Linked DNA regions of Homo sapiens: region 1 is linked to region 2. Evidence: chromatin contacts called from ENCODE POLR2A ChIA-PET data. All regions are on one chromosome and are shown on one strand. The core of a region is the stretch at or near the end of the contact, and the rest is flanking DNA. Distances in the headings are between cores, read along the strand shown. Region 1 holds the start of NANOGNB (NANOG neighbor homeobox). Region 2 holds the start of MLF2 (myeloid leukemia factor 2).

What was found. ChIA-PET counts read pairs that join two places held with the same protein, here RNA polymerase II (POLR2A).
Region 1: POLR2A ChIA-PET joins it to region 2 with 10 read pairs in Caco-2. The contact joins the promoter of NANOGNB here to the promoter of MLF2 in region 2. POLR2A ChIA-PET finds 5 or more read pairs at or near these places in 2 of 52 experiments (Caco-2 and WTC11).

Annotation. Positions count from the first base shown.
Region 1 is chr12:7,763,789-7,766,628 of GRCh38, forward strand. It overlaps NANOGNB (NANOG neighbor homeobox), which reads left to right and starts at 1,428. Exons shown (of 4, transcript NM_001145465.1): 1 at 1,428-1,599. The coding sequence starts at 1,498. RefSeq lists an enhancer at 2,539-2,840.
Region 2 is chr12:6,751,862-6,754,561 of GRCh38, forward strand. MLF2 (myeloid leukemia factor 2) reads right to left here and starts at 1,280. Exons shown (of 9, transcript NM_001382226.1): 1 at 1,078-1,280; 2 at 424-501; 3 at 64-193. The coding sequence starts at 473. RefSeq lists a silencer at 1,177-1,416 and enhancers at 1,587-1,636, 1,667-1,836.

The sequences.
Region 1 (2,840 bases), core at 178-2,677, 1.0 Mb after region 2:
AGTGGTTAACAAGTGGTTTCTTCTACCAGAGTGTGAGGCTGGTTGTGTGACCAGGTAAGAGTATAGTCGGAGGCCAGGCACGATGGTTCATGCCTATGATCCCAGTACTTTGGGAGGCCAAGGCAGGCAGATCGCTTGAGGTCAGGAATTCCAAACCAGCCTGGCCAACATGGAGAAACCCTCATCTCTCCTAAAAATACAAAAAATTAGCTGGGCATAGTGGCACTTGGTTGTAATCCCAGCTACTTGGAGCTGAGGTAGGAGAATCACTTGAAACTGGGAGGTGGAGGTTGCAGTGAGCCGAGATCACACAAGTGCACTCCAGCCTGGTGACAGAGTAAGACTCTGTCTCAAAAATAAATAAATAAATAAATAAATAAATAAATAAATAAATAAATAAAATGGGCTGGGCAGCGGTGGCTCACACCTGTAATCCCAGCACTTTGGGAGGCCAAGGCAGGAAGATCACCTCATGTCAGGAATTCGAGGCCAGCCTGGCCAACATGGTGAAACCCTGTCTCCACTAAAAATACAAAAATTACCCGGGCGTGGTGGCAGGTGCCTGTAATCCCAGCTACTCGGGAAGCTGAGGCAGGAGAATCGCTTGAACCTGGGAGGCGGAGGTTGCAGTGAGCCAAGATTGCACCATTGCACTCCAGCCTGGGGGACAAGAAAGGAGACTTCGTCTCAAAAATTAAAATAATAATAATAATAATAATAATAATAATAATAATAATAATGGAATCAGGGGTCTCACCGTGATGCCCAAGCTGTTCTTGAACTCCTGAGCTCAAACAATTCTTCTGCCTTGGCCTTCCAAAATACTAGGATTACAGATGTGAGACACCTCACCCGACCAAGTAGCATTTTCATAAAATATTTATGTATTTATTTATTTTTAACATGGAGTCTCACTGTCTGTCCCCGAATGGAGTGCAGTGGCAGTATCTTGGCTCACTGCAACCTCTGCCTCTTAGGTTCAAGCGATTCTCCTGCCTCAGCCTCCAAGTAGCTGGGATCACAAGCACGTACTTCTACACAAGCTAAGTTTTGTATTTTTAGTAGAGATGGAGTTTTACCATGTTGGTCAGGCTGGTCTTGAACTTCTGATCTTAAATGATCTGCCCGCCTTGACCTCCCAAAGTGCTAGGATTACAGGCATGAGCCACCACGCCCAGCCCTACATTTTTTTTTTCCTGTCTCTCCACTGTATTTTGGAAAGCATTTTCTTATCAGTATATCTCACTATTTGGGACACTCTGCAACATGTAAATTGAACATTTTTCATATGGCTATTTGAAAAGTTTTTTTTCTTCATGGCTCCAAAAATAGATGTCAGGAAATGTGTTCTTTTTGTGGAATTCCTTTTGTGAATTGCCACTGGGTGCTCATATTTGTGGCCCACTGACATCCAAAAGATGGATGACATCTACCTTATCTGGTCGGTCATCTCTGTAACCTCCCTACCAAGGACTAATTGGTCTTTAAAACTCCTCAATGCACCGGGCGCGGTGGCTCACGCCTGTAATCCCAGCACTTTGGGAGGCCGAGGCGGGCAGATCACGAGGTCAGGAAATCGAGACCATCTTGGCTAACAAGGTAAAACCCCGTTTCTACTAAAAATACAAAAAATTAGCTGGGCGTGGTGGCGGGCGCCTGTAGTCCTAGCTACTCTGGAGGCTGAGGCGGGAGAATGGCGTGAACCCGGGAGGCGGAGCTTGCAGTGAGCCGAGATCGCGCCACTGCACTCCAGCCTGGGCGACAGAGTGAGACTCCGTCTCAAAAAAAAAAAAAAAAAAAAGAAGTGGCAGTTGTCTGGATATATTTTAAAGAAAGAAAAGCAAGACTTTCTGACAGATTGAGTTGAGCTATGAGAAAGGGAAGAAGTGAAAGACAGCACCAAGCTTTTTGACTCAAACCACTGGGCAGATGGAGTTGGCTTTACTAAGATAGAGAGGCCTGAGTGGGTCAGCGTTCAGTGAAGGGAGCCATAAACTGAGTTTGGGAATTTTAAGTTCAATTCACATAACTTATTAGACATCCAAGCAGAGATATTGAATTGGGAGTTTGACATAGAAGACTGGAAATAAAAATTTGAAAATAATCTCCCTTTTGGGCAGTATTAAAAACCATGAGATTAGATGACCTGGATTAGAGCTACATGTAAAGGAGATAAGAGGTGAAGGGATTTAACCTTGAGTGTGATTGAAAAAGCACAGGGACAGAAATCAGTAGGGGAAAGAGGAGCAACAAAGAAAGCTTTGAAAGAGCAGCCATTGACTTGAGGAAGCCCCAGGAAAGGATGGTGTTCAGGAAGTGGGAGAATAAACTCTTTCAATGTGGAGAGAGATCCCGATACTTCAGAAGCCCCTGATCATTCAAGTAAGTAAGATGGGGACAGGCCAGGCACAGTGGCTCACACCTCAAATCCCAGCACTTTGGGAGGCCAAGCGGGGCAGATCGCTTGAGCTCAGGAGTTGAAGACCATCCTGGCCAAGATGATGAAACCCCCCATCTCCACCAAAAATACAACAATTAGCCGGGCTTGGTGAGGCACGCCTGTAGTCCCAGCTACTCAGGAGGCTGAGGCAAGAGAATCCTTCGAGCCCAGAAGGCAGAGGTTGTGGTGAGCTGAGATCCAGCCACTGCACTCCAGTCTGGGCTTCAGAGTGAGACTCCGTCTCAACAAAACAAAACAGCAAACAAACAAAACAAAACAAACCCACTATCTCACCACCACGATACCCTTAAAAGAAAATGGGGATGGGAAATTGGCCATTTGATTTCTTTTCTTTTGTTTTTGTTTCTTGAGTCACAGTCTTGTTCTGTTGCCCAGGCTG
Region 2 (2,700 bases), core at 30-2,529:
AAGTGCTTTCCTAACTAACCTCCAACCTTTCTTTGGGTCTCAGGTGTGTCTCAGCATCATTACCTGCTGCATCCGGCGGCTGGCAGGCCTGGTCCCTGGCATGTTGCCATCTGTGATGCTGAGGAAGGGGCTATATCCAAAGCCACCTGACAACATACGGCTCATATGCTGACGGTGAATAGCAAAGGGATCCCTGTGGAGTGAGCACATAGTATGGATGGCAGAAGCGCCAAACTGTCAATCCCTCCACCACCCTGCAAAAAAATACGCACAGAGCAACAGTGGCACCGATGCCTACTTCCTGCTAGGTAGGAGCTAGGTATCCAGCCAGTTCCAACCATTCCTAGCAATGGGAACCCCGATGTCTGCCTGAACTGCTCAGAGACCTGGAGTGGGAGAGCTTGAGGGGGAGGGAATACTCACATCAGGAACATGGGATCCTCAGGCTCCACGTCCCTCATGAAGCGGAACATCCTGATCTCAGCTCCAGGGGGCTCCACACTGGAAAGATATGGAAGCTCAGATACTTGGAGGTGGCCAGGGTTTTGCACACCCACTCAGTGTGGGGACTCTCAGAGCACTGTCCTTTCCAAATCCTGTAACTGACCCCCTAAACTCCAGGGAGACCCTACTCCAGGTGTTCCACACAACCCTCTAGGGAGGGAAGGGCTCTTCAAACCTCTTTCTCAATTAGGGCCATGGAAAATTTTTCCAACCCTCTCGGTTTTTCCCTCCCCCACTCAGAGCCATCCTCTTCCCAAAGCTCTGGCCGGTAGCATACTCTCCCCTCCTCCCGCCGACGACACCGTTCTAGATGAGAATGCCAAGTGCAGGTCCTCCGCCCCATTAATGACCCCAGTCACCCCGCCCCCTCCTTACACTCAGGCCTCCCCCAGGCGGGCCTCACTAAGCCCCCCGCGCCTGTCTGCGACTCCTCTAGCTCCCGCCTCCCCGCCAGGCGAGCAGGAGAGGTAGGCCTGAGCCTCTCCTCTCCCCACCCCGCATCCCGGGCTCCCAGACCCTGCAGCCCCGTGGGCCCGCTCCCGTCCGGGGCTGCCAGCTCTGCCCGAGCCTCACCAGTGCCCGATTCGGGCTCAGCGGCCCATCCGGCCGGTTTCGCTTCCCGGTACGCTGCAGGGTCAGGGTCGCGGCCCGGAACGTGGGGATTGGTCCGGGCTTGAGCTCCTCGGCCTTCCACGCCGCCTCCTCCCACAGCTGCCACCTCCGTACGGCCCCCTCGGCCAACGGAGCCCGAACCTCGGCCAGGCCCGGGCGGAAGTGACGTCACGATAGACCCGCCCACCCGGGGCCGGGCCGTGGGAGCCCCGCCCCCTGGCGCGGGTGGTGAGATGGCTGGGGCCGAGTCCCAGGGGCGCCGGGGCCATGGGCCAAGCTCAGGGGAGCAGAGCCTGAGGCCGAGAGGGGTCCCCTGGGCACGAAGAAGGGGAGCTCATTAGTAACCTCGATTTGGGTTCTGTGGACTGGAAGAGGCTCCCATAAGGCAGGGGAGGAGAAGGAGAAGAGGAATCCATTCTTCGGGAGGGACCGGGTTGGAGGTTGAACCTGGGGGCGCAGTGCAGCACGTTCTCTCTCCCTCCTCAAGGGGAAACTGGAGGACGAGGGGCAGATGCCCCTTGGGGAGAGGCGGGCGCTCTGTGGGCGACGAGGCGGGGCGGATCCCTGGGGGGAGCTTTAAGCCGACTCTACTGGAGAAGCAGTCTACCCTAGAGGGAGGATGGGCAGTTTTCCTGCGGGGGAGGCGCTTGGGCCTGTCCCCGCTTGAGGAGGAGCGTTCCTGGCAGGGCGGAGTCCCCGGAGTGACGCAGAGGAGGTGAAACTCTCCAGCCCAGATCTAGTTCGGGCTTCAGAAAGTCGGATGGGGCAGAGGATCCAGGTTGGGGGGTTGGCCGCCAGATGGCGCTCCTCGGCCAGGCTGGAACCGGAGGCCCTTGAGAACTCGCGTTGGAGAGGGACCTGGACCCTCCCCCGTTACCCATCTGTGAAGGGTTGGACTGGGGAAAGGCTACAGTTCTGAATCTATTAGTTTAATGCCACTCTCCCCTTCCTTTTACTCTAATTCTTGTGTCCTCAAGAGCTCCCAGTCCTGCACTGACCTTTCTTGGTTGCTTTCTTAGGTCAAAGGTCTAAAGTTTGGGGGAACAAAGGAGTGGAGAGCTCAGTTAACCTGGATCACCCAGGGGAGGAGCTAAAACGGGGCCCAGAAGACCTGCCTCCAAGGCCAGAGACTGATACTTTGACATACTAAATGTCTTGCATAAAATCTGGCTCTGCTGGAGAGAAGGGCCTTCCCCTTTGGGGTCAGGGCATTTGGACTGTCTAGGATGGACTTTAACCAGACTCATCCAAACTCCAGCTTTCCCTGGTTCTTTACTCTGGCTTTTAGCCATATTAGTGCTGTGTGGAGTCTGACCCAATGAGAAAGACTTGTTCCCAGTAATTCCCTGGGGGAGAAAGAGGGGGTCCCTGGTGACTCAGGAAAAGGTGCTAGGAACAGGGCTTCTCACGTTTCTTTGGACTTGATCATTATTAAAGAGGAAAAAACAATAATAGAGACAGGGAGCAGAGATAGATAATTAAGATATAAGCTGACAGACTGGCAAGTCAAAGGAAAACAGACAGAATACAAGTAAATTTGTTTTTCATTGCTATTTCTGGGGGAAGAGACTTAGTAAAATCTTC